3 separate regions of the Mus musculus genome follow, and all the other regions are linked to region 2. Evidence: chromatin loops called from intact Hi-C (ENCODE). Cell type or tissue: gastrocnemius. All regions are shown on one strand. Links, peaks and the distances in the headings refer to the core of each region. The heading gives the core; the rest is flanking DNA. Region 1 holds the start of Ttpal (tocopherol (alpha) transfer protein-like). Region 2 holds the start of Pkig (protein kinase inhibitor, gamma). Region 3 has its middle 33 kb from the start of Ccn5.

The links. A loop is a pair of places that touch in the nucleus more often than their neighbours do. Peaks named below come from ENCODE experiments on the same cell type or tissue, not always from the same donor. Only the 100,000 strongest peaks of a DNase experiment are listed, where the experiment ranks them.
Region 1: it touches region 2 in a loop (5-fold over the local background); 6 of 42 quality-filtered maps call a loop at or near these places.
Region 3: a loop joins it to region 2, with 2.9 times the contacts of the local background. A loop is called at or near these places in 3 of 42 quality-filtered maps.

The regions. Positions count from the first base shown.
Region 1 is chr2:163,598,042-163,608,764 of GRCm38, reverse strand. Ttpal (tocopherol (alpha) transfer protein-like) reads right to left here and starts at 6,451. Exons shown (of 5, transcript NM_181734.3): 1 at 6,351-6,451; 2 at 1,091-1,553. The coding sequence starts at 1,538. In gastrocnemius, for the core only: CTCF peaks have their summits at 6,564 (motif pointing left) and 9,315 (motif pointing right); DNase peaks (open chromatin) are centred at 6,457 and 9,312; H3K4me3 peaks cover 1,776 bases; H3K27ac peaks cover 2,823 bases.
Region 2 is chr2:163,652,453-163,663,175 of GRCm38, reverse strand. It overlaps Pkig (protein kinase inhibitor, gamma), which reads right to left and starts at 4,790. Exons shown (of 4, transcript NM_001039391.2): 1 at 4,684-4,790. In gastrocnemius, for the core only: CTCF peaks have their summits at 4,722 and 7,662 (motif pointing left); DNase peaks (open chromatin) are centred at 4,174 and 4,785; H3K4me3 peaks cover 2,642 bases; H3K27ac peaks cover 3,753 bases.
Region 3 is chr2:163,782,902-163,793,624 of GRCm38, reverse strand. No RefSeq gene overlaps it. Among named protein-coding and RNA genes, the nearest start is that of Ccn5, 33 kb to the left of the region's middle. In gastrocnemius, for the core only: CTCF peaks have their summits at 4,962 (motif pointing left) and 5,683 (motif pointing right); DNase peaks (open chromatin) are centred at 4,941 and 5,713.

The DNA of each region.
Region 1 (10,723 bases), core at 1,841-9,840, 55 kb after region 2:
TGCTTTTATGCTTTTCCCAGCAGTGGGGAGACAGAGGCAGGTATAGCTCTGTGAGTTTGAGGTCAGCTTGTTCTAAATTGCAATTTCCAGGACAGCTAGGGCTACATAGAGATCCCTTTTCTCAATAAGTAGGTATATATATATATATACATGTATATGTGTATATACATATACATATATATATATATATATATATATATATATATATATAGAGAGAGAGAGAGAGAGAGAGAGAGAGAGAGAGAGAAGAAAAAGAAAGCTACACCAAGAACCACTATGAAGTTCTGGTACCAGTGAATGAATCAAGGGGTTCTGATCACAGCTTAGTGGTACAGTCCTGTCCAGCAGGTGTGGGCCAGGGTTACATTCCCAGCACTAAAATGAAAAGGGTAAAAATATAGTGATTCTTGTCAAGGTTTAACCTAACGGAGAAGAGGAGGGGGAGGGAGGCAGGGAAGAGGCGCCTTTCCAGGCTCTGTCCAGCCCACACTGGCTCACTTAGACCTGTCTGTACTCAGCCCACTGAGAGGAGGCGCTGGGAGGGGCTGGGCAGGGCGTGCCTGTGTCTGTGGCCAAGAGCAGATTCCTGAACCCACCGCACTCTCTCCTGAGGAAATTTGAGTTTGATTGACAGAAGCTCACTGCGCAGTCAGGTGGCCTGAGAACTGAGAGGGGCCAGAGTTTGCTTTGCTGCCTTTTGGAGGAAAAGCATGAAGAAGCTATCTGTGCCAAGCACAGACAGAGCTGGAGGCCCGTGCCCTGGGGTCCATGTTCTTTGGTGCAGTAGATCTGGGAGCTGTTTCTGCCTCATTAGGTCAAGGCTTGTTGTCCTCAGGTAGTCAAAGTCAAAAGAGCTTTGGAGCCAGCCACAGTGATACATACTTAAAATCTTAGCCCTTGGGAGGGAGAGGCAAGAGGGTCAGGAGTTCAAGGTCATCCTCCGCTGCACAGTAAGTCTGAGGTCAGCCTGGGCTGTTTAAAAAAGCTAAAACCAAAAAGGAAAGACCCTTCACTAAAACAAAGAAGTAGGGGACTATGAGAGGAAACGGGGTGAAGACCCATCCCAGAGAGAGCACACGTTCCCCAGTACCTGGTCGGATGCAGAGGACATGGCAGCCCCTGGGGTCCGTGTGGGGCAGCACTGTAAGGAATCCAGAGTTGAGAACGTCTTTCAGGGCTGACGGCCTCAGGTTGCTGAAGACCTCTGGCCAGCTCCGCCTGCAGCCGTGGTAGTTGACCAGCAGCTGCAGGGCCCGGTCATAATCAAACTTTCGGGCCCTCAGAAAGCGCAACAGGAAGGCATCGTCCAGCGACGTGCTCAGGTATGGGTACTCCTTCCGCACCATGTCTCGGAGGGCCTGCACATCCCGCAGCCTCCACTCGGGCTTCTCCTGCAGCTCTTCCCTGGCTTTGGTGACCAAGTCTTCTGTCAGGGAGCACACGTAGCCGGGAGGGTCCGGTGGAGGCAGTGGCAGCTCATTTTCGGAGAGTGAGGCCACAGAGGGGCTGGTTCTCAGAGAGTCACTTTCTTCTGACATTAGCTATCAGGGTCCCTGCTGACACACAGGCCACAAGTGAGATTAAGAAGGTGAAGCGTGAAGCCACTGGTGGTGGTGCGTGCCTTTAATCCCGGCACTCAGGAGGCAGAGGCAGGAGAAGCTAAATGAGTTCACGGCCAGCCTGCTCTACAAGTGAGTTCTGGGACAGCCACAGCTATTACACAGAGAGACCCTGCCTCTAGAGGGGGAGGGGAGAGAGAGAGAGAGAGAGAGAGAGAGAGAGAGAGAGAGAGAGAGAGAGAGAGTGAGTCAGTTGATGGTGCAACAGGTAACTTTTGCCACACAACCCTAAAGACCAGAGTCTGATCCCAAGAACCCACAGAAAGCTGAAAGAATTAACCCCATTCGTCTTCTGTGCCCTCTCCAGGGACACCTTGGCATGTATATATTCATGAACTCACATATATGTGTATGCATGTAATTTTTTAAGGTGAGTCATGGCTTACATGGGACCCCGAGGGACGGGAAGTTTTCCGATGTGAACTCAGGGAGGTGAGTCCCTAGGAGGAATGGTCGTGATCTGAGTCACATACCTAAGTCACATCCAACAGTGAGACACTATGTCTTCTTGGAAGAGTCTAAATAGAGGCTCATTACACAAATGTGAATGCAAACAGCAAGCAACCCTGGGATTCAAACCCAGTACCAAAAAAAAAAAAAAATACTGGTGAGAATATACACTGAACTCTTTTAGAGAACAGTTTGTCAGTACTGAGATTCAAGACTAGGCTGGAAGACAGTTCAGTGAGCGAACCACTGCTTTGGTCCCCAGTATCCACACAAATGCCAGGGACAGCTGCCTGTGCGTCTGTAGCTCCAGCGCTGGGGAAGCGGAGGGTAGAGACAGGAGGATCCCCGAAGCCCATTGGCCAAGCAGACTCGTGAAATAAGTGAGCTCCAGCTTATTAGACTGTCTTAAAAAATAAGCTGGAAGGCCAGCAAGATGGCTCAGTGAATGAAGGCACCCGACAGCAAGCCTAGCAATGGGAGTTTGATGTCTGGAACATACATGGTGGAAGAAGGGAACTGACTCCCATGAGTTGTCCTCTGATCTCCATATCTACACTGTGGCATAAACATGCCCCACCTTGTCCCATCCGAATTAATAATTGATAAAGACACCCAACACTGACATCACACATACACACACAGAGAGAGAGAGAGAGAGAGAGAGAGAGACAGACAGACAGACAGACAGACAGACCAAGAGACAGTCAGACACAGATCTTCATGAATTGACATGAAGGAGAAAAAAGCCAGAAGAGAATACAGAAAACAATCAGATTTGTGTGGAAGGAGATTAAAAAAAATTTATCAGCAGTTACCTCTAAGAAATAGATCTGAACAACTGGACATTTAAGAGAATTTTTTTTAACTATACTGGTGTTTGTTTTGAGACTATGTAGCTCAACATGGTCTAGAACTTGCCGACCTCATGTCTCAGCCTCTAGATGCTGGGATTACACAGGCATGTGACACCATGTTCAGCTTGCTTGAATTTTATTTTTACAATGTAACTTACTACAGTGATCATAGAAATGTGTCAGATCTGCTGCTAAGGACATAGAATCAAGGGGCCTGGCTGTTGTCCCTTCAGCACTATCCACTTACGGCTAGGCTTTGTACAAACAGCCTCCAATTCCCCCAGTCAGTGAGTGGCCAAGAGAGAAGTGGGTACCTCCAAGAGGCAACGGTGGTTCAAGTTCTCTGTCTCTCTAGCTGGATTCTTCCAGGGCCTGGCCTGCTCTCAGAGATTCTTCCTGCCTAAAGCTCCTTCACAGGGGCCAGACCTGCATTACAGACCAAAGGCTCTTCCTTTGTCATCTCCCTTCCCTTTGCTTATGCAGGCGCTCCAATAAACTCGACACACTGCCTGTCCGTCTGTTGGTACTAGGGCTTGATATTGGGCAAGCCTGCACTCACTCACTACTGAATGGAAAACAAAAGACAGCTGCCCAAGGTGTCCTGGGAATAAGCTAGCCGCAGGACTCCCTGGCTGCAGAGCCTAAGCCTCCGTTCATAGGACACTGATCTTCCATCCCACGCTCAACAAGAAAAGCAGGGCCATCTCAGAGTTCGTGTACATACCTGTAACGCCCTGGCTAAATTCCTGATCCACTGCGGCCAGTGGCCGAACAGGCTACTCCCTCCAAATCTCAGGGTTGCCCACTCCATCTCTCAGATTCCAACCTCTAAAGCTATATCCTCATTCTGTGCATATTCTGGTCCCTCTCAATGGCATGTTCTTCCTCCGGCTCATCTCAACCCGCACAGATTCACCCTAAGTCCTGAGTGGATGACACACAGGCATCCAACAAATCTCAAATACTTAGGATGCACCTGGTTTTCCAGGTGCTGGGGTTGTAGGTGTAAAGAAAAAATTCCCACTTCATTGAGCCCAGTGGAGATAGGAGACATTTCTAACCATAATAGCCATTCCTTTATTATGAAGAAGGAGTGGGAGGTGGGATTAGGTTTGCAATTTTAAATAACGCAGTCAGGCAGCAAGGCTCCCGTAGGTTAACACTTGAGCAAAAATGAGAAGACAGGATATGCCAAACACATCCCATGGTCGGGTGAAGGTATCTGAAAATGCCTGGCTTTTCTGAGAAGCCAGACACCCAGTGTAGCCCAGTGAAGGAAGCAAGGTGAAAGTAGATGAATTCAGAGGCCTACTGGCGGGTAGTGGTCAGGACGCTGTAGGCCAGTGAGAACCTCAAATTTTTGTGCTGAGAGAGGAAAGGCAGAGCTGGTTTGACATGATCCGATTTCTACTCAAAAGGACCACTCGGTTGTCTCATGTATGCATGAGGGGTGTGGAATGGCGGGCCCACCTGAAGCCCCAGCCTGGCTGAGTTCAAACCATAGAAATGAACTTTCCAAAATCTACAAAACCCCTGTAAAAGTGGAGAGAACCGACTCAAGGCTGACCTCTGAGCTCCAGGTGTGTACCATGCCATGAGCACCTACACATCGCAGAAAGTACCAGTGAGAAGTAACTTTCATCTTAAACATGTACCGCAGGGAAGTGATGACCTAGAGCCGAGGTTCTCACCCTACCACTGTGACCCTTTAATACAGCTCATGTTGCGGTTACCCCAGCCATCAAAGTGTTTCGATTGCTACTTCATCATTTTGCTAGTTATGAATCACAATGTCAGCATCTGTATTTTCCAATGCTCTTTGTGAATCGCGACCCACAGGTTGGGAACCACTGGTGTAGAAAGTTCACCAATCCAGGTGAGAGGGGACAGTGTATGTGAACTGACTCCTGACTGTCTGAGCTGCTTGGGTGTGAGCTCTGTGGACTAGCACATCTCCCATTCTTGACATGTGTGTAGGTAATCAGTGTGTGATAGTCAGGTCTTGTGCATTAACCTGAATGTAGCACCTAAAAAGCTATAAGACATATAGGTCCCACATCATAAATATTTTATTTTAATGTACTTTTACAGAGGTGTGCTGAGCAAGGGATGGGACAATCTTGATCTCACGGGATCTGCCCTGGGCTGTTTCCATGGCAACTTGTTTCCAACAGGTAGGTGCCTAGAATCCTAATTCATTGCCTGAGATTGACCGCGGTGCCACAGACTATAGAACTAGCCCCAAAGGCCCTCTCCTTTCTCTCCTCCATTTACCAGGGAGGACAAACTAATAATCCACATTCTTAGACTATCTCACACATCTGACACTCTCTGCATGAAGGCTTCTCTCCATGTTAGCTGCCAAGGCCCAACTGCGATGGGATCTAGTCTGTAAATCCCCGCTCCATCCCCCCCCCCCCCCGCCCCCTTCCTCAGGGTGAGTTCCTCCAGGTTTCTACAGCCCTGGGTTCCTATTCGTCTTTAGAAACTTTTACTTAGTGTCACAGGTGTCTACAAGGAACTCTTCTGGGTCAGTTCCCACCCAGTCATTTATCAAAGAATTACTGATGGCCTCCTGTACCTGTCAGGCACTGTGCTGACAGATGCTAGGGACACAGCAGAAAACAATAACGCCTTGCCTCGTGCGGTTTACATCATGGACTGATGCAAAGAGGTCCTACAGGCTGAGGGTTCTGCTTTGAATCAAGCTCCCCATTGTACATCTGTTTCTTTATTTCTTCCTGGGCATTTGTTGCTGGAGATAAACCCCAGGGCCTTGCACATGCAAGGCACCACTCTCCCACTGAACTACACTGTCGGCTCCACATTTCATCTTCACAATAACTGAGCGTGCTGATTATCGTCAGTTGCCACTTTACAAAGGAGGGAACTGACCTCCTACAATGTGAATCATCACTACAGGCCAGAGAACTTGCCTGTGGAGTCACCACAAGACCCAGTGCCGGCTCGCGACAGCACTCCGTCAACATCAGGGGAAGTACGGCAAGCCCTGTCCAGTGAGGCAGAGCGAAGAAGGGTCAAGCCCCACCCTGGTCTCATCATCTCTATCTTCCACCTGCAGCTTCCTGCTGTATCCCCAAGGGCTCAGCAGTGGCTGTCAGCCTCGACAACGACGTGATGGACAGGAAATAAAGCCTGACACCCTCCCCACCTGGAGCCATCTCTCTCTCCGGGGCATCCCCTCTCGTCCACAACAACAGGAGGCAGGAAGCCATCTCTCTCGGAGCCCCAGAGACCTGCGAGCCGCTGACAGCGTCCCAAGGCCCCTACTTCCGGTCTTCGCCCCCTCCCCAGGTGTCCCCATTTCCTGGGGTCTCCCGCCCCTCTGGCCCACTTCCGGCGATCTCGCCCTCTCCGGTCCCTATCTCTGGCCCCTCGGCGCACACCCGGGCTCGTGGGCACTCACCAGCCCGGCGGCGGGCGGAGCGCGGGTCACGGCGGCAGGAGCCTCGGCTGGCAGCGCGCGCAGAACAGACCCGCACTCCCCGGCCGGCCGGCCCGGCCCTCGCGCCGGAAGTGACGCTCGAGCCGCGTGTAGGCGGCGCCCATCCGGGAATGCGCATGAGTGAACTTTGTAGTGCTGACTTGGGGCTTGACACCACCTGGTGGCCCCGGCTGTGCAGCTGAGTTGGGTTTCGGGTGGGGAAACTGAGGCCTCGGGGAGGGAAGCTGGAACACACTGCCATATGCCTAGTGTTCTACATCATTTTCTCATTAAATTGTCTTTTTATTTATTTATTTTCATTTTATATATATATATATATTTTTTTTTTTCAATCCCCCTGCCTGCTGTGACCTCTAGAGAAGCGGCAAATCAATGCAGAAACCAGCTTCAGACCTAGACCTCAGGCTTATCATTTGCAGAACTACTCTGTCCTCAGCTGATGTCTGGACTGGCTGCCTGTGTCAGTATGCCATCAGCTGAGCCGCTTTGGCCAAGTGCACTAGCCTCTTCGCCTCTATTTCTTCGTGAATAACGATTCTTGCCCTGGACCCCGACTCAGAAACTACTTGTTTCCTGCTCTGGGGCTCACAATGTTGTCTCGAGACAGCAGTAGTTTGAAAAGGAGTTTATTAACTCCACATCTGACCCATTTACTAGCCTCACCACACATACCCATGGTTTGTGCAACTGTAATTTCGAGGCAAATCTCTTTTAGGTAGAATAAGGACAACAGACCATTTCTAGAGAGAAATTTCGTCGGTCTAAGAAAATGTCATATTCAAAGGGATAACCTTAAGTCCCTCATCCTTTCCCTACCTTATGAATAAGTGGAGTCCTAGAGTGGTGGGAAGTGACCTTCAAGGACATAAGGACACAATGGATTTTGCCAGATGTCAAACTAAATATGTGAGAGGGGTTCGAGGTACCCTGGGAATTCTGAGTTATGTTTATCTGTTTTGTTTGTTTTTAATAGAGGGTGCCTTTGTAGACCAGCTGGCCCCCAACTCATGACTCTTGCGCCTTGTCTTCTGAGACAGTGAGTGTGTGCCGCCACCCCAGGTTACAAGTCATGAGACTTGCAGTCCTCCCTTCTCTCCAGTCACCAGCTTCTAGGCTGCCAAATAAAATATAGAACTCTCAGTTAAATTTGAATTTCAGATAAACAAAGGTCTATTTTTAAGACTAGGTTCCTTATGTAACATTTGGGACACATACTTTAGAAATGTTTGTTTCTCAGAAACTCACATTTAAATAGGTGTCCTGTCCCCCGTCCGCGCCCCCCCCCCGCCCAAATCTAAGTGTTAGTTTCCTGTTCCATTTATAACAAATTACTACATAGTGACTTCAAATAACACAAATGTATTTTGTTGCTTTGCTAAAGACACCGGGGAGCTGGGAAGGCTGCTGTCTCTCTGGGTACTGGTTCTCTTTTCCAACTTGCAGAAGCTACTGAGCTACTGGTATTATTTGGTCCATGGTCTTCCCCACATCACTCCGACATCTTGCTTCTGTTGTCACAACGGCAACTGACTGAGTCCTGAATACCCCCTCTGTGTTCTCTCTCCCTCTCTCTCTTTCTCTCTCTCTTTCTCTCTCTCTTTGTGTGTGTGTGTGAGTGAGAGAGAGAGAGAGAGAGAGAGAGAGAGAGAACTTGATGTAATCTAGGCTGACTTCAAGTCCACAATCCTTCTGTGTCACATTTGGAAGTCCTGGAATCATAAGTGTGAATGCTCATGTCTCTTACAAAAGTCATGTTCAAATATTTGAGAAATTTGGGCATCGTGATGCACGCCTTTAACCTCAGCTGCGTTTGAGGTCAGCTGGCCAGTCAGGACCATGAGTAAGACCCTGTTTCAAAGATTTGTTTTTGAGACACTTACTCAGGTTGGTCTTGAACTTTCAGTTCTCCCACTTCAGCCTCTTGAGTAGAAAAGATCAGGAGACACGTCACCTCCAGCTTCCTGCCTCTCACTTATAAGAATGTTTACAGTTACATTGGGCCCATTATTGGGAGAACCTGGAATAGTCTCACCATCTGAAGATCCTTAAGCACACCTATAACATCTCTTTGACCCCATGAGATATTTACAAATTACAGAGGCTAAGATGAGGACATCTCAGGGGACAGGACATGATTCATCCACCGAAATCTACTAATCTTAATTCAAATTATATGACGTTGGCCAATCTATTCAGGCTCCCAAACATCTGGATCCCTGGGCTGGTTAGTGTTATCTGTCAAATTCATAGGCTCTAGAATCACCCGTGAAGTGGATATCTGGGTATGTCTATAGGAATTTGCCTTAACTGTGGCTCACTGAATAGGGAAGACTAGCTGGGATCATTCCCTGGTTGGGATCCTGGACTGTGGAGAAAGGCAGCTAAGCAGCAGCCTTTGTTCACTTCTCTCACTAAGCTTCCTGACTGGAACACAATATGACTGGCTACCTTAAGTGCTGCTTTTCATGATGGCCTCTGTACCCTGAATTGTGAGCCTGAATAAACTCTTCCTCCTTCCTGTGTGTGTGTATGTGTGTGTGTGTGTTTGTGACAGGAGCTCTGGCTATCCTGGAACTCACTACATAGACCGGGATAGCCTAGAACTCACAGAGACCCACTTCTCTCTTCCTCTCAAATGCCAGAATTAAAGGTGTGAGCCACCACTGCTGGCCACCAACTCTTCCCTTCTTAAGTGGCTTTGTCAGGAATAGAAAGGTAACTAACATAGTCTTCAGAAGCAAAAACAAAACAAAAAAGCTGATTAAATGAGCTCATAAGACAAAAATAACTTTTCTCAAGCTGCACAAATAGTAGGAGGCTTCTGGAGCAAAGCTTTAGCCCTGCTGGCCCAGGTGTTGAGATTAAACCTCTCTTCCAGATGAACAGTTTACCGGTGGCCCTGGCAGCCCAGCCTGCACTTCTAGATGCTGACAGTAGGGGGAGATGAGCTTGGTGAGGATGGTCAGCCTTCCTGAGTGAAAGTTTAGAGATGGCAGAAGGGTGTCAGACAAACAAAACAGGAGAGTTTTCTCATGTTGAGCAGCTGTAGACAATGAGGCACTAGGCTCATATCATATAATATATCTAAATATACATGTATATATGTAACATATACCCATATATGTATATATCCTTCTGTATATGTTTATATATAATATATATGTGATATATAATATATATGATATATATGTGATATATATCTATATAGATATATATCCTTATAATGCTTATACTGAAAACAATGGGAGAGATGGTCTTTACAGAATAGGACATTCCAATTCAGAAAGGATCCGAGATGAGAGTCAAGTCCAAATGTCAGTGTAGTCGCAAATTTTACTTCATTCTAGAGACTATACCACGCTTGTCTCTTTGGTTTCAGAGGTTGAAAGACAGGCTTGGATCAAGGAAGGGCCAGAAGCTGTCCACGTTTACAATTAAATAGGTGAGCAGAGACTTGAGTTTCTGTATTGTTGCCTGTCTTGGACAGCCAGAAGTAACCGATCTGGAACATCACATTGAAAGGACCCGTTGCCATGTGCACAAGGAGAGCTGTGAGCCTTGTGCAGGGGCCCCTTGGGAACTCCAAGGAATGATGTCCAGAGATCTGGTCCACTGGGACTCGGAATGTCTGCTAGCTGTGATCACCCGCTCCAGATCAGAAGGTCACCAAAGGTCAGCTTTCCCTGCATCCTGGCCTCTCTGAGCTTCCTTGCCAGTGTGCCACAATGGCTTGGAGCACCAGAGCTGTCTCCAGCTGTATCTACTTCAGCTGTCTATATTGGAGATGGTGGCACGACTCAAGGGACTATTTTCTTTTTAAAAGCAATGTATAAGCATATTCATGCAGCTCACAGGTATTTACACCCCTGTTTTTGAGACAGGGTTTTGCTCTGTAGCTCTGGCTAGCTTGTAACTCACTGTGTAGAACATGGTAGCTTCAAACTTACAGCAGTTCTCCTGCCTCTGTCTCCCAAGTTCTGCGACTACAGATATGAGCGATACACCCTACAACAAACTATATTCTTTCAAAATTATGTTTGCTTATTTTGTGTGTGTGTGTTAGCACACACATACCACAGTGCATTTGTGGAGGTCAGGGGTCAACTCACAGGAGTTAGTTCTCTACCAACATAGGTCAAGCCCAGGTCAAGTCCAGGTCAAGCCCAGGTCAAGTCCAGGTCAAGCCCAGGTCCACAGACTTGGCAATAAGCATCTCCACTGATCAAACTATCTTGCTGGACCCTCTATTTTTTTTTTATTTAATTGTCATTATTGTTGCTTTTGAGATATACTCATGTGTCGCAGACTATCTTGAACTAACATGTAGTTGAGGA
Region 2 (10,723 bases), core at 1,352-9,351:
AGAAGCACTTGCTTGTTACAGCTTTAATCCCAGCACTCAGGAGGCAGAGATAGGCAGATCTCGAGTTCAAAGCCAGCCTGGTCTACAGAACAAGTTACAGGACATACAGGGCTACACAGAGAATTGCTGTCTTGAAGAAAAAAAAGTATATAAGTGTTTTGCCTAAATATATGTCTGTGGACCATGGGTACACCTGGTACTTACAAAGGTCAGAAGAGAATGTCAGATCCCCTGGGACTGGAGTCACAGATGGTTGTGAGCCACCACGTGAGTACTGGAAACTGAAACTGGGTCCTCTGGGGAAGCAACAATTGCTTTTCTTCCTCTTTTGTGGGGGTGGGGGGGTGTGGATTTTAAGACTGGGGTTTCTCTCTGTGGCCCTGGGTATGCTGGAATTTGTTCTGTAGATCAGGCTGACTTCTAACTTGGAGATCTGCCTGCTTTTGCCTTCCATGTACCACCAGTATTTTTAAATTATTTCTCAAATTATCTCAGCACATAATATAAAAAGTATAAACTGACAGCATCCAGGTTGTGACCAAGAGTAAAAGCTGAGTGGGGAGCTGCCCAAGCAGGAGGACCTGAGCTTGGAACCTCCAGCATCCACAGGAAAGTAGACCACAGGGCTGAGGGATGCTCAGGTTACAGCAGCCGCTACTCTACTCAGGACCCAGGTTTCAGTCTCAGCAGCCACATGGTGCCCACAAGTCCAGCTACATATACAGGTATATATACACATACACACACACATACATACCTACATACATACATATACACGTACATGAAATAAGCATGGCTGTGCGTGCCTGTAGCCCCAGCACTATGGAGGATGGAGGAAAGGGGATCCCTGGGGCTTGCTGCTGCCAACCTAACTCTAGGTTCAGTGAAAGACAGAGAGTGATGGAGTAGAACGTCACACCTGCACACACAGGTGCACGCACCACACACACAATGAGTCTGGACTCCTCAGCAAACTAAAACACAGAACCCAAATATACCCTGATCTGGGGTAAGCATTTTACCATAGTTTCATCCATAAACCGATGATCATAACAGAACCTGTCTCATAAAGGTTTTATAATGATTATATCATTGAGGGATTATAGAGTGCTTGCCTAGAACCCACAAGGCACTCAGTTCAACCCCTAGAAACCTGCCCCATACGACAAGGTTATATTGAGATTAGTGCATGACAAGCACTTCATAGACTAGTTTGAAATATCCTGCTACCTGCCAATAACGAGAGCATCGTTTGCGCTCCACACGAACACCTTTTGTCTGTGGTTGGTGCCTGCCACTGGTGCACTTCTGTTGGCAATAACCAACCTCTCTGCCTGAGCCTCTCCACTCCTGCCTTCCTGAGACGGCTGTGCTATCGCATTTCCCTTCCACTCCCAGGTCTTCTCAGCCTTTCCTCCCACCAGCTCTGTGCCAACTGCAGTTAAGTTGTCTCCCATGCTTTAAAGAAAACCCTTCCCTTACTCTCAGTCGGGCTCCAGCCTCCCCCTCCCTCCACAGCCACCCTGCAGGGAGCTGCCTCCGCTCTGTCTTCTCACATCCCACTCTTACCTCTTCCCACTGATCCATTACACTGAAGCTTTGGAAGCTGGGACATTAGAGATTCCACCCCCGCCATTTCGCCACATCTGCTCAGTCAGGGCTCTAGTGACCTTGGAACTGATTTATTCAGATGGAACCTTCTGACTTTAATTGCAGCTGCTGGCCACCTGACCACACATTCTTGGTTTCCTCTTACTTCCAGAGCCATTTCTTCTTGGTGTCACCTAAATGAATGGTTCTTCCAAGACTGCAAAGCAGCAGCCTGGGCCTTTAAAAATCTCTCATTATCTTCCAGTATTATTGGGGTTTGGGGGAAGAGAGCGGGTTGTTTCGTTGACACAGGGCCTGGCTATGGAGTCCAGGCTGGCCCCGTACTCCTGACCCTCCTGCTTCAGCCTCTGAGTTCTGGATTGCAGGTGTGAAGCACCACAGCTGCTCAGCACTGACATTCCTCTTGGAGCTGAAGTGAACTGCTTTCACCTCCATAAACACACTAATACTGCCCAGTGTGGTAGCACACCTTTAATTCTAGTACTCTGGAGGCAGAGGCAGAGGAGCCACTGTACGTTTTAGGCCAGCTTGACCTACAAAACAAGGTCTCAAAATAAACAAATTCACAAATAAACTTGTGTGTGCATGTGCATGCTGAGATGAGGTCTCATTCAGCCCAGCCTAGCCTTGAACTTGTTCTGGAGCCAGGGCTTAAACTCTTGGTCCTCCTGCCTCCACCTCCAACTGCTGGAAAGACAGGCAGGTGCCACGCTGGGCTCAGTGACATTGCTTTTGTTTTGTTTTGTTTTGTTTTGAGACAGGGTTTCTCTGTATAGCCCTGGATGTCCTGGAACTCACTTTGTAGACCAGGCTGGTCTCGAACTCAGAAATCCACCTGCCTCTGCCTCTGCCTCCCGAGTGCTGGGATGAAAGGCGTGTGCCACCATGCCCGGCTTGACATTGCTTTTCAATATTGTAAAATACTGTCTTTTTCCATTCTCACCATCTCTCCAGATAGAGCTAATTCTCACTACTCCCTCCCCCAACCTCCAGACTAGATTGTATTCACCTGATCAGAAACACCCAGCAACACCTCCCATTACACTGCCACTGCCAGCCTAATTTCCCAACTAGGCCCTGATCTCCACGATAAGAACCAGCTTTCTCATCCAGCTCTGCCCAGTGCCTGGCACCTCACACTTCCTATGGGTTAGATGTAGTTTGTGTGCACGTCCCAAGGGTTCACATGCTGACATTTCTGCTTCAGATGGTGAGTGAAGACAGGGGAAACCACACTGACATAGTGTCCAGAGGAAGAAGGCAGCATCAGATAAGGTCAGAGGTTGTAACTGGATCCTGGAACTGCCTGAGAGAAGGTCATGGGTAAACAGCTCTGAGGCAGTACCCCTGCCTGCTGTGGACAAGGGTCTCTTCGACCCCCACATCACAAAAAGAGGAACCCTTGAACTCCCCATCTTGTGATATGCTCAACAAGCTGAGCCCTCTCAGGACTCTGCCATAAAAAGAACATGGTCAGAAGTGGGCTCCAAGAATCTCCAGAACTGTAAGCTAAAGAAACCTCTTCTCTCTCTCTCTTTTTAAAGATTTATTGTTATATGTAAGTACACTGTAGCTGTCTTCAGACACACCAGAAGAGGGCATCGTATCTCATTACAGATGATTGCTGGGATTTGAACTCAGAACCTTCAGAAGATCAGTCGGTGCTCTTAACCACTGAGCCATCTCGCCTGCCCCGAAACCTCTAATCTTGCTAAAGCGAGTATGTAGTTTTAATAATGAAAAAAAGGTCTAAGATAATTGTCAATATCTGTTTTTTTTTTTGTTTTGAATCGCCATAAAGAACTGGCTGCAAAGCAAAAAATAATAGCAAGGAGACCAAAGAGGGTGAGAGGTCTACTTCTGATCAAGGGCGCGCATAGAATCGCGGAAGCGCATGCGCACACGCTCACCCGCTTCTAATTAGACGCCTCTGCAAGCTCACAAACTCAGGAGCAGAGACATGAGAGTCAGGAGTTCAAGGCAAAGCCTCAGCTACACAGCAGCATTAATCAAGACCAGACTGTAGGCCACAAAATCCTGTATTAAAACAAACAAATCCCTTGAGGGTTCACAAAAAATAAAAAGCAAACATCCTAAAACTTTACCCATAACGCCACCTCCGACCCTAAAAAAAGTCTGTCAAGAAGAGCCGAGGCTTATCCTTCAAACATCAAGTAGACACTCTTGCTACCTTTTGGACTCCCTTCCAGCCTGAAATTCTTGGGAGAGTCTCTAGAAGTTTGGCTGTCTCCTCAAGGCACCGTTTTCCTAACACTAGGCACACACACCAGACTAGTCTTCTGGCCAAGACAAAAGGCAAGCTACATACCTCCTTTTGGAAGTAACCTTCTAGTGTAATCCTCTCTCTCTGATCACCTCTGAAGGTCTACAACAGCCTCCACTGCATTCAGCTTCCTGTACGTGTAAAACCATAGCTCAAATTACACCAAAAACCAGTCCATAGGTCAGTTTCCTACGGGCAGGAGTGGAGTTCCCTAAGGACAAGACGTCTCATTCACTTTTTTTTTTTTTTAAACCGCTGGCGATCAGCCCAGGCCCTGGTTCTCAATAAATACTCAATGATGCTCCTCGTAGTAGTAACAAGAAAAGCGCCCATGTAGTGAGGATTTTAAATATAAAAACACGTTTTGATCATCTTATAAGACAGGTATTATTATCCCCATTGTGCAGGTGAGAAAACTGACTCAGAAATAAGTCCGATCTCGCCGACCTCCCACCACCACCACCAACGAAGAGCGACACACGCAGACGTTCTCTTCAGTTCCTAGCTACTCCGCGACCAACCCTCATAAAATAGGAGCTTTTTAAAAATTACTATTTAAAAGGAAAACTTTCGAGTGAGGCTCCAGAGATACATAGGAATAAAAGCGGAAAGCGCACCCACCCGAACTCGGCCGGGGTCAGAGGGCGTCGCAGGCGCCAGCTCGCGGGCCCAAGGGACAAAGGTCCGGCCCTCTGTCCTTGCCTGGCGTCCCCGCGACCCGTTCCTCGCCGGTCGCCCGGCGGACCGCTCCTCTCCGGGTCACGTTCACCCGCTCTACCGCCGCTTACCTGCCGCCTTGTCGCCTCGTAGAGCCCCGGCCGCCGGCGCGAGCGCCTCCCCGGGGCCGCCTGGCGCCCGCAGCCCGCCGCCGAGCCGTTGCCTAGGCGACGCGACTGCCGAACTCCCGCGTCGCTTGCTCTACGGCGGCCGGGAAGGGACGCGACTGGGAGCAATGGGCGGAGGAAGGAAAGCGGTCCTGAGGCTGGGGTCTTAGCTCTCCAGAGAGGTGGCCAGTGAAAGATGAGCATGGAGGCCATCGAGGCTCTAGGTGAGGGCTTGTCCCTCGGATGTTTATGCCACCAGATGTAGCTTTTTTTTTTTTAATTACTTTTTTGATGGTGGTACACATGCTCTATTACTGAGCTACAAGCCCAGCCCTCTGACTGAAAATAAAGACTAGAAAAATTGATGTGGAGTGACAAATTCCTCTGTCATAATCTCTGAAACGAAGGGGTGTGGCAAAAAAGTAAAAGTTTTTTGTTTTTGTTTTTTTTTGGGGGGGGGGGCACGAAAATTTAAACACCAGAATTAATTTCAGCATGGGAAATAATTAATTCATATTCAGCAATTAGGTTTCCTGGGGGAAATCCTGCAAATATAAGGGACCCTAAGTTCAAAGGGTGCTCCTAGCTGGTGTGGAGCTCGTATCCACTTGGGGGAAAAACTATGAATTAGACTAAATCTGAATTCAGATTAAATCAGTTGATTGCTACCACTAACAGAATCACAGCCTTGGATGGCAGCCTTAGAGCCAAATCAAAAGATTGCCTTGCCAAGGAGTGGCTAAAGGAAGGGTTTACAAAGATGGACATCAGCAGTGGGCATCACAGTTATCTCATGCTTGGTGGAACCCACAGCTGGGGGAAGAACTGGCTTTCCTCCTCTCAGTTGTTTCTCATCCCACTGTACAGAGGGAAAGGGTCCGCCTCATCCCAGTCCCAGAGCCATAAGCAGGTTTACAGAAGCCAGAGCAAAGGGGTTGACTACCTCACAGAAGCAATGTCCTGTTTCCTCTTCTTGTCTCACATAGGGAAGGCCTGTAGGCCCCTAGGATTCTCCTGCATTTTAGGTCAGAATGGCTTCTTAAGCTATTTAAGGAGTTCTTGGTACACCTTAAGTTCCTTAGTTATTATAGGAGAGTCACATATAAATTGTCACACAAGCTAGACCACTCAGGGGAAATGGAAAGTGTCATTAATGACTGAGAGAGTGGTTTCTTCCAGGACAGCCAGGGCTACACAGAGAAACCCGGTCTCGAAACAAACAAACAAACAAACAAACATATCACTAACTTGGGGCTATGTGGTTAAGAGGACCTATCACACTCCCAGAAAACCCTGTTTCAATTCCCAGCAACTGCATGATACCTAACAGCTGTCTGTAGCTCCAGTTTCAGGGGATTTTTATGTCCTCTGGCCTCTGTGGGCACCAGGCACATACATGGTGCACAGACATGCATGTAGACGAAACATTCATACACATAAAATAAAATTCCCCTACACATTTGTCGCAGATGTGCAGCTTGGTCATCATGTGGGTCCCCAAACAACTGGAGCATGGGCTGTCTCTGACTCTGCTGCCTGCCATTGGATCTCCTTCCCCTAGCTGGATTGCCTGGTGGGGCTTCCCACACGCGGCGGGAGAGGATATACTTAGCACCTGCTGTGACTTGGTGTTCCAGGGCTGGTTGGTATACAAAGAGGGCTTTCCCTTCTCTGAAGAGAAGGGAAGAGAAGATAATGGGGAGAGGAAGAGGAGGGTGAGACTGGGAAGAGAGGAGGGAGAGGGCTATTACCAGGATGTAAAGTGAATAAATAAATTAATGAAAAAGAAATGAAATGAAATAAAAAGAATTTTTTAAATATCTTTTTAAAAAAAAACAGAGATCAGACTCTGATCTGAGCATGCTCACTTGGACACTGAAACTGTGATCGAAAGCTTGGGATAAGATTTTTTTCTGAGGGGATAGCTCAGTTGGTAAAGTGCAAACATGAGGACCTGAGTTCAGATCTCCAGCATTCATATAAAAAGCTGAGTGTGATGTCATCTGCTTATAATCCCAGTGCAGGGAAGAGAGAGACCAGGGGCTCTCAGTGCAGGCCAGCCAGCCTAGCTTAAATGCTGAGAGCCCCAGATCCCATTAGCAGACCCTGTCTCAAAAGACAAGATGGTTGGTTCCTGAGAAATGGCAACCAAGGTTTGAAAGGACGACATAGACCCCATTTGTCTCCATGTAAGGACCAGGCATGACTTCAAAAATGACTGTAAGGCACCAGCTCCGGGAACAGACCATAAATCCCAGAAACTAAGCCCTAAGACACCAGCTCCAGGAACAGACCATAAAATCCAGAACAAGATCATAAAACCCCCTCCCAAAGAACAGCCTAGGGACAGCCACTAAGATGGGGAAATATCTTATCTCAGAATGGGCCACCTGCACTGGGCAGCCCTAGTTCATCCTGTGATTAAACATGCATGACATGGGAATGCAGACCACTGACCTCTTGTGATCCCCTAGCACCCACCAATGAAATGTTAGATGACTTAATCCTTCTAGACAGTTCTCTCAGTCCCCTATGAGAAGGCCTGCCTGCCTTTGTCTGAGGTCGCCATTTTGGAGAATGGTTGACTCTTAAAAACGCGTTCTCACGCCCGGCCAGGAAGAACACAACAACCAGAATCTTCTGCGGCAAAACTTTATTGCTTACATCTTCAGGAGCCGGAGCGCAAGCCCCAAGCCCCAAGAACGAAAGCCCCTCATCATCCCCAAAACGAAAGCGAAACCCCTGTCCTTATTTCGGAGAGTTATCTTTTTTTGCCTCAGACGCATCACTCCCTGATTGGCTGCAGCCCATGGCCGAGTTGACATCACGGGAAAGGCAGAGTACATGGGGCGGAGACCTACCCTGGCACATGCGCAGATTATTTGTTTACCACTTAGAACACAGGATGTCAGCGCCATCTTGTGACAGCGAATGTGGGGTGGCTCCCAACAATTCCCCCTTTCCTTTTAATAAGAGCAATAGGCCACCCATATTAATGAGAGTGGAGATAGAGGTCAAATCCCCAGTGTGCAGGTAAAGGAGCCATGTACAGGATTAGCTCTTAGGCTCACAGGCTTTTACCCAGAGCAACCCTGACCTGCTCCCGTGTCGTTTTGCCTGGAGAGAAGGACACTTGGACACTCAACCTTCTTGAAAGATGACATGTCTCCCTAGAATAGGCTCATATGCCGCAGAGCCCTTCTACTGCAGTGCTTAGCCGTGCAACTCTCTCGGGCTGCTGAAGCACACTCACTCTATTCCGTGCAATGAGACTAGCCTCGTGGTGGTGCAAGAGCTGAGTGGCCAGCGACCTATTGCCTAAGCATATAAAATCAGGGGAAGCACCATGTTCTAGTACTGCAAGTGCCTGGGCAATAACCACCTTGTCTCTCCTAGTTTGGGCCTTAAGCTTACAGTCCAACCAAAGAAGCAACACTAATCCACAGCAAAGTGTATCTCCAAATAATATCAATCCCACCCATTCTTTAAAGAAGGAAAATGCTGAGGAGATCCAATTGGGTAATCCTTTGGTCAGGGACAGGTCCAAGCGCGTGGAGTTGACCTGAAGTCTCAATTCCCGAAGGATCTGTTCAAATTCAGCCGTCCAATTCTGTAACATATACTGAAAAAGACTTTTTGACAAATTAGCTGCCCTAGTAAATTTCTCATACTGAATGGAAGTAACACACAATCCCGGAAACTTTTGTTCACATCCCAGCTGAGCTATTTGCCATAATACATCTAGTTGTTTCTGGACAAGATCTATGAGTTGATTAACCAGCATGAGGCCACCCTGTATCTTGACATTAGCTGAGGCCTGTTTATCTATGACTGTAGTCACTGAGGCTGACAAAGTGTTAATGGTGTCAGTCGTCTGGACCTGTCCAGACAGAGCCAAGGCTGTCTGAATCAAGGCCAAACCCAGTTCCTAGTTAGTGGTAAAAAAGCAGGGGAATACTTGAGCATTATACATCACCGTCATTGGGAGTGGAAATGTCGACATTATCCCCCAACGCTGCTCTCTCTTTATTATTGACGCCCTGGACATCACCAAGACGAGGGACATCAGTATTCCCTTGGTCAGTCTGGATTTTTCGGGTGAGTCTTTCTGGTATCCAAAATGGGTTGTCTTCATTCTGTGGGAAAACACAGACAGCTCCCCTGGATCTTATCAAGATAGGATCCGGGCCATACCATTTATTATCAAGGACATTTTTCCATTTAACCATCTCATTGGGCCTATCTGGCTCTGAACAATGACGTTCAGCCGCAGTATGGCCATGAGCATCAATATTTAAAAAATTGAGTGTAAAGAGTGCCATAGACACAGACACTCTTGGTACTCGGGGTAGAGTCTCGATTCCCCCTTTCTGTTTTAATAGATAGGATTTGAGGGTGCGATGCGCACGCTCAACAATACCCTGTCCTTGAGGGTTGTATGGAAGTCCAGTCAGGTGGGTTACGTCCATCTGACGGCAGAACTGCTGGAATTTTTGAGATGTGTAAGCTGGTCCATTATCAGTCTTAAGGAGTTTAGGTTTCCCCCAAGCACTCCATGCCTCAAGGCAATGTTGAATCACATGTGAGGCTTTTTCTCCGGTTAAAGGAGAAGCAAACATGATGCCAGAACATGTGTCAATGGACACATGGAGATATTGAAGTTTTCCAAAGGAAGAAACATGTGTAACATCCATTTGCCAGACCTGTAGAGGTCGAATACCGCGTGGGTTAATTCCCACATGAGGAACTGGCAAGAACTCACAGCAGCTTTGACATTGAGTAACAATGTCACGGGCTTCTTTTCTTGTCAGGGAGAAACGACTGCGTAATGTTTCAGCCGTCACATGAAAATTATTATGAAAATTTCTTGCAGCCTCTACCGGGGATGATAGGGCAGCAGCCACCACTTTAGTGGCCTTATCTGCCAAATCGTTTCCCAGAGCCATGGGGCCAGGTAGGCCTGAATGGGCTCTAACATGAGTAATATAAACAGGAGATCTTCTAGATAACAAAACTAATTGTATCTGCTGAAAAATATTGGCAACTCTACTGGAAGGCTTAATCACTCCAGCCACTTCTAAAAGATTTACTGCATTAACCACATAACAGGAATCTGACACAATATTAAGGGGTTCTAAAAAGGTTTTTAAAACTTCTAAAACCACTAAACATTCTACCACTTGAGGTGAATTTTCATTATATTGTTTGGATACCACTTTACCATTAGCCACATAGGCACCTATGCCAGTTTTTGATCCATCAGTATATACCACAATCCCATTTTTAAGTGGGTTTCTTACTGTTATTTGTGGAAACACAACAGATTGATTTTGGGCAAACTGTAAAATTGGATGCTTTGGATAATGGTTATCTATTTTTCCTGAAAAGGAGGTAACTAAAACTGCCCAATCATTAGATGTGGCTGCCAAGGTTTGAACCTGTGTAGCGGTATAAGGTACAATTAAAAGATATGGACTTCGCCCAAAGTGGGTGATTGCTGCTTTTAGGCCTTTAAGGGCAAGCTGTGCAATTGCATCAGGATACCAATCTATTATTTTAGCTGGGGATACGTTTGGATGGATCCACAACAATGGCCCATTCTGCCACAAAACTGCGGTTGGCAATTGTGCTGTCTTAAAGACACACAAACTGAAAGGCTGCGAATCCTCAATACGTTGTAATTGTGCATTCTGTAAGGCTTTTTCCACTTTTTGTAAGGCCTGGTTAGCAGCTAGAGTAAGAGCCCTAGGGGAGGAGATATGAGGATCTCCTTCTAAAATACCAAACAAAGGCCTTAACTCAGCGGAAGGAATCTTTAAAAAAGGTCTGAGCCAATTAATATCTCCCAACAGCTTTTGAAAATCATTTAAGGTATGGAGGTGATCTCTTCTTATCTAAACATGTAAATATTGATTTCTCTCAAAGGAGGAAATATGCGTGACATCTATTTGTCAGACCTGTAATGGCCTGACGCCACGAGGGTTTACCCCTACGTGAGTAGATA
Region 3 (10,723 bases), core at 956-8,955, 130 kb before region 2:
ATAGGATAGCTCAGCTGCTGCTCCTCCCTGATAATACCAGGGAGAAATCTGCAGGACCTGAGATAAAGAAAATGGGCTCCTCAGGAAATGATTCTGCCTATTTGGTTGTATCTTTAAATGATAGACCTAAGCTCCGCCTTAAGATTAATGGAAAAGAGTTTGAAGGCATCCTTGATACCGGAGCAGATAAAAGTATAATCTCTACACATTGGTGGCCCAAAGCATGGCCCACCACAGAGTCATCTCATTCATTACAGGGCCTAGGATATCAATCATGTCCCACTATAAGCTCCATTGCCTTGACGTGGGAATCCTCTGAAGGGCAGCAAGGGAAATTCATACCTTATGTGCTCCCACTCCCGGTTAACCTCTGGGGAAGGGATATTATGCAGCATTTGGGCCTTATTTTGTCCAATGAAAACACCCCATCGGGAGGGTATTCAACTAAAGCAAAAAATATCATGGCAAAGATGGGTTATAAAGAAGGAAAAGGGTTAGGACATCAAGAACAGGGAAGGATAGAGCCCATCTCACCTAATGGAAACCAAGACAGACAGGGTCTGGGTTTTCCTTAGCGGCCATTGGGGCAGCACGACCCATACCATGGAAAACAGGGGACCCAGTGTGGGTTCCTCAATGGCACCTATCCTCTGAAAAACTGGAAGCTGTGATTCAACTGGTAGAGGAACAATTAAAACTAGGCCATATTGAACCCTCTACCTCACCTTGGAATACTCCAATTTTTGTAATTAAGAAAAAGTCAGGAAAGTGGAGACTGCTCCATGACCTCAGAGCCATTAATGAGCAAATGAACTTATTTGGCCCAGTACAGAGGGGTCTCCCTGTACTTTCCGCCTTACCACGTGGCTGGAATTTAATTATTATAGATATTAAAGATTGTTTCTTTTCTATACCTTTGTGTCCAAGGGATAGGCCCAGATTTGCCTTTACCATCCCCTCTATTAATCACATGGAACCTGATAAGAGGTATCAATGGAAGGTCTTACCACAGGGAATGTCCAATAGTCCTACTATGTGTCAACTTTATGTACAAGAAGCTCTTTTGCCAGTGAGGGAACAATTCCCCTCTTTAATTTTGCTCCTTTACATGGATGACATCCTCCTGTGCCATAAAGACCTTACCATGCTACAAAAGGCATATCCTTTTCTACTTAAAACTTTAAGTCGGTGGGGTTTACAGATAGCCACAGAAAAGGTCCAAATTTCTGATACAGGACAATTCTTGGGCTCTGTGGTGTCCCCAGATAAGATTGTGCCCCAAAAGGTAGAGATAAGAAGAGATCACCTCCATACCTTAAATGATTTTCAAAAGCTGTTGGGAGATATTAATTGGCTTAGACCTTTTTTAAAGATTCCTTCCGCTGAGTTAAGGCCTTTGTTTGGTATTTTAGAAGGAGATCCTCATATCTCCTCCCCTAGGACTCTTACTCTAGCTGCTAACCAGGCCTTACAAAAGGTGGAAAATGCCTTACAGAATGCACAATTACAACGTATTGAGGATTCGCAGCCTTTCAGTTTGTGTGTCTTTAAGACAGCACAATTGCCAACTGCAGTTTTGTGGCAGAATGGGCCATTGTTGTGGATCCATCCAAACGTATCCCCAGCTAAAATAATAGATTGGTATCCTGATGCAATTGCACAGCTTGCCCTTAAAGGTCTAAAAGCAGCAATCACCCACTTTGGGCAAAGTCCATATCTTTTAATTGTACCTTATACCGCTGCACAGGTTCAAACCTTGGCAGCCACATCTAATGATTGGGCAGTTTTAGTTACCTCCTTTTCAGGAAAAATAGATAACCATTATCCAAAGCATCCAATCTTACAGTTTGCCCAAAATCAATCTGTTGTGTTTCCACAAATAACAGTAAGAAACCCACTTAAAAATGGGATTGTGGTATATACTGATGGATCAAAAACTGGCATAGGTGCCTATGTGGCTAATGGTAAAGTGGTATCCAAACAATATAATGAAAATTCACCTCAAGTGGTAGAATGTTTAGTGGTCTTAGAAGTTTTAAAAACCTTTTTAGAACCCCTTAATATTGTGTCAGATTCCTGTTATGTGGTTAATGCAGTAAATCTTTTAGAAGTGGCTGGAGTGATTAAGCCTTCCAGTAGAGTTGCCAATATTTTTCAGCAGATACAATTAGTTTTGTTATCTAGAAGATTTCCTGTTTATATTACTCATGTTAGAGCCCATTCAGGCCTACCTGGCCCCATGGCTCTGGGAAATGATTTGGCAGATAAGGCCACTAAAGTGGTGGCTGCTGCCCTATCATCCCCGGTAGAGGCTGCAAAAAATTTTCATAACAATTTTCATGTGACGGCTGAAACATTACGCAGTCGTTTCTCCTTGACAAGAAAAGAAGCCCGTGACATTGTTACTCAATGTCAAAGCTGCTGTGAGTTCTTGCCAGTTCCTCATGTGGGAATTAACCCACGCGGTATTCGACCTCTACAGGTCTGGCAAATGGATGTTACACATGTTTCTTCCTTTGGAAAACTTCAATATCTCCATGTGTCCATTGACACATGTTCTGGCATCATGTTTGCTTCTCCGTTAACCGGAGAAAAAGCCTCACATGTGATTCAACATTGCCTTGAGGCATGGAGTGCTTGGGGGAAACCCAGACTCCTTAAGACTGATAATGGACCAGCTTATACGTCTCAAAAATTCCAACAGTTCTGCCGTCAGATGGACGTGACCCACCTGACTGGACTTCCATACAACCCTCAAGGACAGGGTATTGTTGAGCGTGCGCATCGCACCCTCAAAGCCTATCTTATAAAACAGAAGAGGGGAACTTTTGAGGAGACTGTACCCCGAGCACCAAGAGTGTCGGTGTCTATGGCACTCTTTACACTCAATTTTTTAAATATTGATGTTCATGGCCATACTGCGGCTGAACGTCATTGTTCAGAGCCAGATAGGCCCAATGAGATGGTTAAATGGAAAAATGTCCTTGATAATAAATGGTATGGCCCGGATCCTATTTTGATAAGATCCAGGGGAGCTATCTGTGTTTTCCCACAGAATGAAGACAACCCATTTTGGGTACCAGAAAGACTCACCCGAAAAATCCAGACTGACCAAGGGAATACTAATGTCCCTCGTCTTGGTGATGTCCAGGGCGTCAATAATAAAGAGAGAGCAGCGTTGGGGGATAATGTCGACATTTCCACTCCCAATGATGGTGATGTATAATGCTCAAGTATTCTCCTGCTTTTTTACCACTAACTAGGAACTGGGTTTGGCCTTGATTCAGACAGCCTTGGCTCTGTCTGGACAGGTCCAGACGACTGACACCATTAACACTTTGTCAGCCTCAGTGACTACAGTCATAGATGAACAGGCCTCAGCTAATGTCAAGATACAGAGAGGTCTCATGCTGGTTAATCAACTCATAGATCTTGTCCAGATACAACTAGATGTATTATGACAAATAACTCAGCTGGGATGTGAACAAAAGTTTCCGGGATTGTGTGTTATTTCCATTCAGTATGTTAAATTTACTAGGGCAGCTAATTTGTCAAAAAGTCTTTTTCAGTATATGTTACAGAATTGGATGGCTGAATTTGAACAGATCCTTCGGGAATTGAGACTTCAGGTCAACTCCACGCGCTTGGACCTGTCCCTGACCAAAGGATTACCCAATTGGATCTCCTCAGCATTTTCCTTCTTTAAAAAATGGGTGGGATTAATATTATTTGGAGATACACTTTGCTGTGGATTAGTGTTGCTTCTTTGATTGGTCTGTAAGCTTAAGGCCCAAACTAGGAGAGACAAGGTGGTTATTGCCCAGGCGCTTGCAGCTCTAGAACATGGTGCTCCCCCTGATATATGGTTATCTATGCTTAGGCAATAGGTCGCTGGCCACTCAGCTCTTATATCCCATGAGGCTAGACTCATTGCACGGGATAGAGTGAGTGTGCTTCAGCAGCCCGAGAGAGTTGCAAGGCTAAGCACTGCAATGGAAAGGCTCTGCGGCATATATGAGCCTATTCTAGGGAGACATGTCATCTTTCATGAAGGTTCAGTGTCCTAGTTCCCTTCCCCCAGGCAAAACGACACGGGAGCAGGTCAGGGTTGCTCTGGGTAAAAGCCTGTGAGCCTAAGAGCTAATCCTGTACATGGCTCCTTTACCTACACACTGGGGATTTGACCTCTATCTCCACTCTCATTAATATGGGTGGCCTATTTGCTCTTATTAAAAGGATAGGGGGAGATGTTGGGAGCCGCGCCCACATTCGCCGTTACAAGATGGCGCTGACAGCTGTGTTCTAAGTGGTAAACAAATAATCTGCGCATGTGCCAAGGGTATCTTATGACTACTTGTGCTCTGCCTTCCCCGTGACGTCAACTCGGCCGATGGGCTGCAGCCAATCAAGGAGTGACACGTCCGAGGCGAAGGAGAATGCTCCTTAAGAGGGACGGGGTTTCGTTTTCTCTCTCTCTTGCTTCTTGCTCTCTTGCTTCCTGCACCCTGGCTCCTGAAGATGTAAGAATAAAGCTTTGCCGCAGAAGATTCTGGTCTGTGGTGTTCTTCCTGGCCGGTCGTGAGAACGCGTCTAATAACACTTGGGCAGCCATTACATGCTGAATATTCGGTTCCCAAGCTTATCAGCCTTCGTCCATCCCATCCTGGGTAGCTCTGCCTGCTGGTTAAACACACCACCTGGGCAGAACAGGGCTAACATACAGATCTCTTACAAGGTGGAGTCTTTTTTGTGTTCGCAGGCATGGCATCGTCTGGCTGTGGACCATCAGCTTGCCTTTCACTTGTGTGCACCTCTCTCCTTGCTCCTCAGGCCCTCTTGGAGCCTGGGATGGGTGAAGGCTTGGTACTTCACCAGCCTGTGGATTCTGCCGGACATAATGCTGGATACTGGGTGTTATCTCTGAGTACATGCCACCCCCTGCTGGTCAAAGTGAGTTTCACAATACTGACCTGGATAGCAGGGAGCCTGGGGCAGCTGGGATCCCAGTAGAGGGTCTCTAGAGTCCAGGTAAGCAGCATCAACTGTTTGTCAAATGGAAATGACCTTTCTTGCCACTCACAGGCTTGTGGGGTGAGTGTTTAGGCGGTGGCATATTTAGAGGATGTGATGGATAGCCAGGGCAAGCCACAGGATGCCTGGGGTTGCTGGCATTCTGAAGGCAAGAGTCCAAAGATGGGAAAGGAGACAGATGGATGGCTGTACTTCCATGACCCCACAGTTATCCACCAAGTGTTTAGACCCCAGTTTCCTATTCTGTGGAATGGCCCCTTCACTGTCCAGCAAAGGGCATAGACAAGAGGGATACAGATATGTTCGCACCTGTATAACTAACTCTTCCCCATGCCCAAGCCAGCAGGGGCTTGGCCTCTCCCCCAACTTCAGGTAAGGCACACCATATCCATTCAGTGACATCTGCGGCACTAGTCTCACCCTCTCCAGGAGCAGAGGACACTTGGTAGTGCAAACACTCTTGCTTCCCAAGGGTACCCAGTGAAGCCCACTGCCATGGTTTTTTGGAGGCGCTGGGTGAGAGGAGTGTATCTGACATTGTCTGACCCCTACCATGGGGCCTGATTCTCTTTGACGTTCAGCTCTTGCCTAATGGGGTTGTTATAATTTTGATCTGAACCTGGACTCCCAGCTTGGAAGTAGTGAGAGCTTTGCTCTCTTGACCACTAGAGGGCCCCCTAGACATCACTAACCTGCCCTGCTCTAGCTAGAATGTCCTCATGGGCACAATCAGCATAGCTTCCTTTCTGGCTCAGAAGTGGCTCTTAGTGGCCAAGGATACAGTAACTGTCCCATGTCCCTTGAGCCAGCCACAAGTGATGAGGATTGGTTGCACTAATCCATATAAGTTTTCTGAACTCCGGAGCTCAGAAGGCTGCTGGCTCATCAAGTCCAGAGCGCACAAGTCCTCTCCCTGGCTGCATACCACTGCCTGGGGCACTGGGTGTGGGCAAAGAGCTGACCTCTGAAGCCAGCTCTTCACATTTGTCTGTATGGGTGCCTAGACCTCTCTGAGCCTAGGCTTCCTTTGCTATGCAATATACGTATCAACACCTGCCCTGGGATATAGTCAAGGAACCTCTGTATCCTCACCTGTCATGTCCAAGGTTATCAACATCAAGCTACAGCTGGGAGCAGCAATTAGAGCTAATGAAACACTTCCAAATGTTTTCCTATCCCTAGCCTGGTGGTGAGGCTTGTAAGGCCCTGGCCACCAACCAGGCTTCACCTGAAAGGGCACGTTGAGACTTGGCTCCTTTGATGCAGATACAAGCAGGAATCCAGCCCAGCCTCCCATTCCACCATTACAAGATATTTCATCACCGCTGCCTGAAGCAAGGACGGAGAGCCCAGCATTCCTACAGTGTCCAGAGGAGACCTTCCCTCCGGTCAGGGAGCACAGCTGCCTTTATTAGTGTCACAAGCTCAGGGTCCAGAGGCAGTCCTCCTTAGACGCTGACGTCCCCAGGATGCTGGCAGCTCTGGCAGTCTAGAGGAAGCTCTCAGTCTCTACCTGGAAACCTGGGTACCAAGGTGGAGATGGCAAGTCACACAATGAACCAATCACCATGGGTTCCTGAATCTATAGAGAGGGCCATTTTCAGACTCTGCAGGGCTATACCTGACTCCCAACTCTCCAGATGTTTGGCTGCAGCTTTCTTTTTTCTTTTACTGAGAGGGCTCATGTACCCTAGGATAGCCCCAGACTTAACGTAGCTAAGGGTGACCTCCAACTCCTGATCCCCCTGGCCCCATCATGCCCATTTGGGATTTTTGTTTTGTTTTGTTTTGTTTCTGGCCTGGGATTTGGAACCTCTACCTCCCACGTGCTGGACCCAACCAAGTGTTGAGAGTTTTGGTTTATGGTTGTATTTTTTTCTCACATGAGACAGTTTTTCATTTAACATTTATTTTGTTTTGCATCTTAATTATTTGTGTTTGCGTTTTTGCCTTGTTCCCTCACCCGTTAAGGTGTTTTTACACACCACCTTGCCTTAGAGTCAGTTTATTGTTGTTGTTTATTATTGGTTTTTCAACTTGCCTGTTAGGAATCTGTTGGATTTTCATCCCTAACAATGGTAGATTGGCAATGAAAATTATTTGTCAAAAATGAATACACATACACACACACACACACATATTATTCTGAAAGAAAAGAAAAGCTATTTGTCTTAGTCAGGGTTTCTATTCCTGCACAAACATCATGACCAAGAAGCAAGTTGGGGAGGAAAGGGTTTATTCGGCTTACACTTCCATGCTGCTGTTCATCACCAAAGGAAGTCAGGACTGGAACTCAAGCAGGTCAGGGAGCAGGAGCTGATGCAGAGGCCATGGAGGGATGTTCTTTACTGGCTTGCCTCACCTGGCTTGCTCAGCCTGCTTTCTTATAGAACCAAGACTACCAGCCCTGAGATGGTCCCACCCACAAGGGGCCTTTCCCCCTTGATCACTAATTGAGAAAATGCCTTACAATTGCATCTCATGGAGTCATTTCCTCAACTGAAGCTCCTTTCTCTGTGATAACTCCAGCTGTGTCAAGTTGACACAAAACTAGCTAGTACACTACTGATTGTAGGTAGAGGAATGTCATATTTACTCCTGTGGCTTTCCATCAGGTCAACATTTACCACTGGACTGTCACTTTTCCTGCCGTCCCTAAATGTGACAGACTCACTTGGATAGGAGGCACAGCTGGGGGCCTTTCCAGAGAGGACCAACAGAAGTGGGAAGCTCACTGTGAGTGTGGGTGGAAGCATCCCACAATGGGGGAGCCCCAGGCAGTGGGAGCATAGCATTTCTCCTCTCCGTGCTCCCGGAGGAGCTGCTCAGCCCTGCCAGCTCCGCCCCACCACAGTGGACTTGACCCTCTGAAGCCGTATCTTTCCTCTGAGTTGTTTCTGCCGGGTGTTTTGTCATAGATAGGTGTCTTAGTCAGAGTTTCTATTCCTGCACAAACATCATGACCAAGAAGCAAGTTGGGGAGGAAAGGGTTTATTCGGCTTATACTTCCATGTTGCTGTTCATCACCAAAGGAAGTCAGGACTGGAGCTCAAGCAGGTCAGGGAGCAGGAGCTGATGCAGAGGCCATGGAGGGATGTTCTTTACTGGCTTGCCTCACCTGGCTTGCTCAGCCTGCTCTCTTATAGAACCCAAGACTACCAGCCCAGAAATGGTCCCACCCACAAGGGGCCTTTCCCCCTTGATCACTAATTGAGAAAATGCCTTACAGTTGGATCTCATGGAGGCATTTCCTCAACTGAAGCTCCTTTCTCTGTGATAACTCCAGCTGTGTCAAGTTGACACAAAACTAGCCAGTACAATAGGAAACTCAATTTGTTTCACAAATGGGGTCAGAGGCCACTGTCCATGACTGCTTGGGGCCATGTGCTTGGACAAAGCATGGTGTTTGTTGTTCCCCAAGAGTCAACCTGTCTTCCTTTCTGAGTCACATTTCCTCATTGGACATGGGACTTGCCAATTTGGGCAGTGATCCCCTGGGATCTCTCTGCCTCCCAAGAGCTGGGATTATGACTGCACAACCATCTTACTACGTGGGTACTGGGAACTGAACTCAGCATCTCATGCAGGCACGGTCTCCTCGGCCTCTTTAACGTGCTTCTTTAACTATGACTAAGTGTACATTGAATAAATATATCTTCACCCCACTTTTATTCCCATGCATAGGTGTTGTCATGTAACTACCCCGTCTCTGTGATTATTAGAGATCAGAACACTGGGGCTTTGCAGTGCTTCAAAGCCGGTAAATAATTGTCTCCATGGAAAGGCTCCTTTCAGGCATGCTCTGGGGATGCCTCAGTCATCTTTTCCCACTGAAATTTAAAAGCGGGGAGAGGGATCTGGAGAGATGGCTCAATGGTTTAAAGCACTGTCTCTTCTTCCAGAGGTCTAGAGTTTAATTCCCAGTAACCACATGATGCTCACAACCATAGGTAATGGGGTCTGAGTCTCTCTTCTGGTATGTATGATGACAGAATACTTAAATACTTAAAATGCATGAACAGATAAATCTTGGAGAGAGACAGAGACAGAGAAATAGAGAGAGACAGAGGAGACAGAGAGAGAGATTGAGAGGGACAGAGAAAGAGAGGGGGGAGAGAGAGCCAGAGACAGAGAGAAGAGAGAGAGGGGTTAAGTTAGTAGTTCCAAATAAGGAAAGGTTGTCCCAGGATTTATGACCTGGACATGAAGGAGACAGAAGTTGGCCATCAAGGAAATGTCAATCAAAACCACAACAAGCTACCTATCATGGAGACTGCCACAGCCAAGACAGACATAACAAGAATCATTGAGGATGTGGGGAAAGCTGAGTTTTCCTGCACTATATCTGGGTGACAGAACAGGGCAGCTCCTTTGGGAACCACTGGCCAGTCAGCGGCCCCTCCCAAAGCCCCAGAGAATCAGAGTTCTCCTCGGACCCAGAGTTTCTGCTTAAAACAGATGTCTGAACCAGCTCAGGACTGCCACAGGGGACAAAAGGCAAATAAACTGTGTTACTGCTCAAAACACAGTATGCGTTGGCTCCAGGCTCTGTCCAGTGCTCTCAACAGCTTTGTCACAGAACTGCTGATTAGACCATGAGGTCAGAATGTCCACCGGCTAGGAGGCTGCCATGACAGGGCTGAGATAAAACTGGTAGAGTTCAAGATGTCCATACACAGAGACACACAGACACACATAAACCCATGTACACACAGAGAGACATACACAGACACACAGACCACAGAGATAGACAGACAGACAGACAGACAGACAGACACAGAGAGACAGAAAGAGAGACACAGAGAGACAGAGAGAGACATACCCAAACAGAGAGACACACACGGACACACACACAATCAGACACACACACATACACACATACACGATAAAGAAAAATAAAGGACCATTGTCACTGAACAAAAACTGGATAAGCCCTCTATCCTCATGGACTCTTGGTATGTTTTAAAAGCACTGATTTTGGAGACCACACCCCGAGCAATGCAGTATTCAGCTCCCACTGTAGATAACGCTTCTGAGAAGCTGGATATGAAAACCCCCAGGGACTTTGTAGATTACACCTCTGAGTGGGTGGGTACGATAAGAGTTACCTAGATTATTTTGTAGAAAGCTGCTCTTGCTAAAAACACTCTTTGCTTGTACCTATAGGTACTGACAGATAGCCAGCATGGGATAAAAGGCTTAGCGTGTCTGTCTTCAAACCTTTGCTGGTGCAGACTTTGAGCCAATCTGCTCCGCTCTTCATGTGCACACATTGATCATTTGGGAAAAGCTTTTTCTCCAAGACTGTACTGCAGAATGACCTTGGGCATTCCCAACTGGAGCAGGCATGTGTGTCTTTTACAATGCCCTTGTACTTTCTGGGCAGCTCAAACATGGGAGTCCTTCAGCCTTATCACAAACAGAGGGCATTCATGGAAGAGGGAGATGAGAGAGTCAGGTGTTCTTGCGCCGATTTGGCTATTGCCAAGTACAAGGCCAAACAAAGTACCATTACCCACAAAATGTAGAGTTTCTTTTAAAACCATGTCCATGGGGCGATAGTTCAGTTGGCAAAATGCCTGCAAGTGTGAGGACCTGAGTTTGATCCCCAAAACCCAAATAAAAAGAGCCGGGTGTGCTGGTATGCACCTGCTACCCCATGTTGGGTGGAGTGTGTGTGCAGAGATAGGAG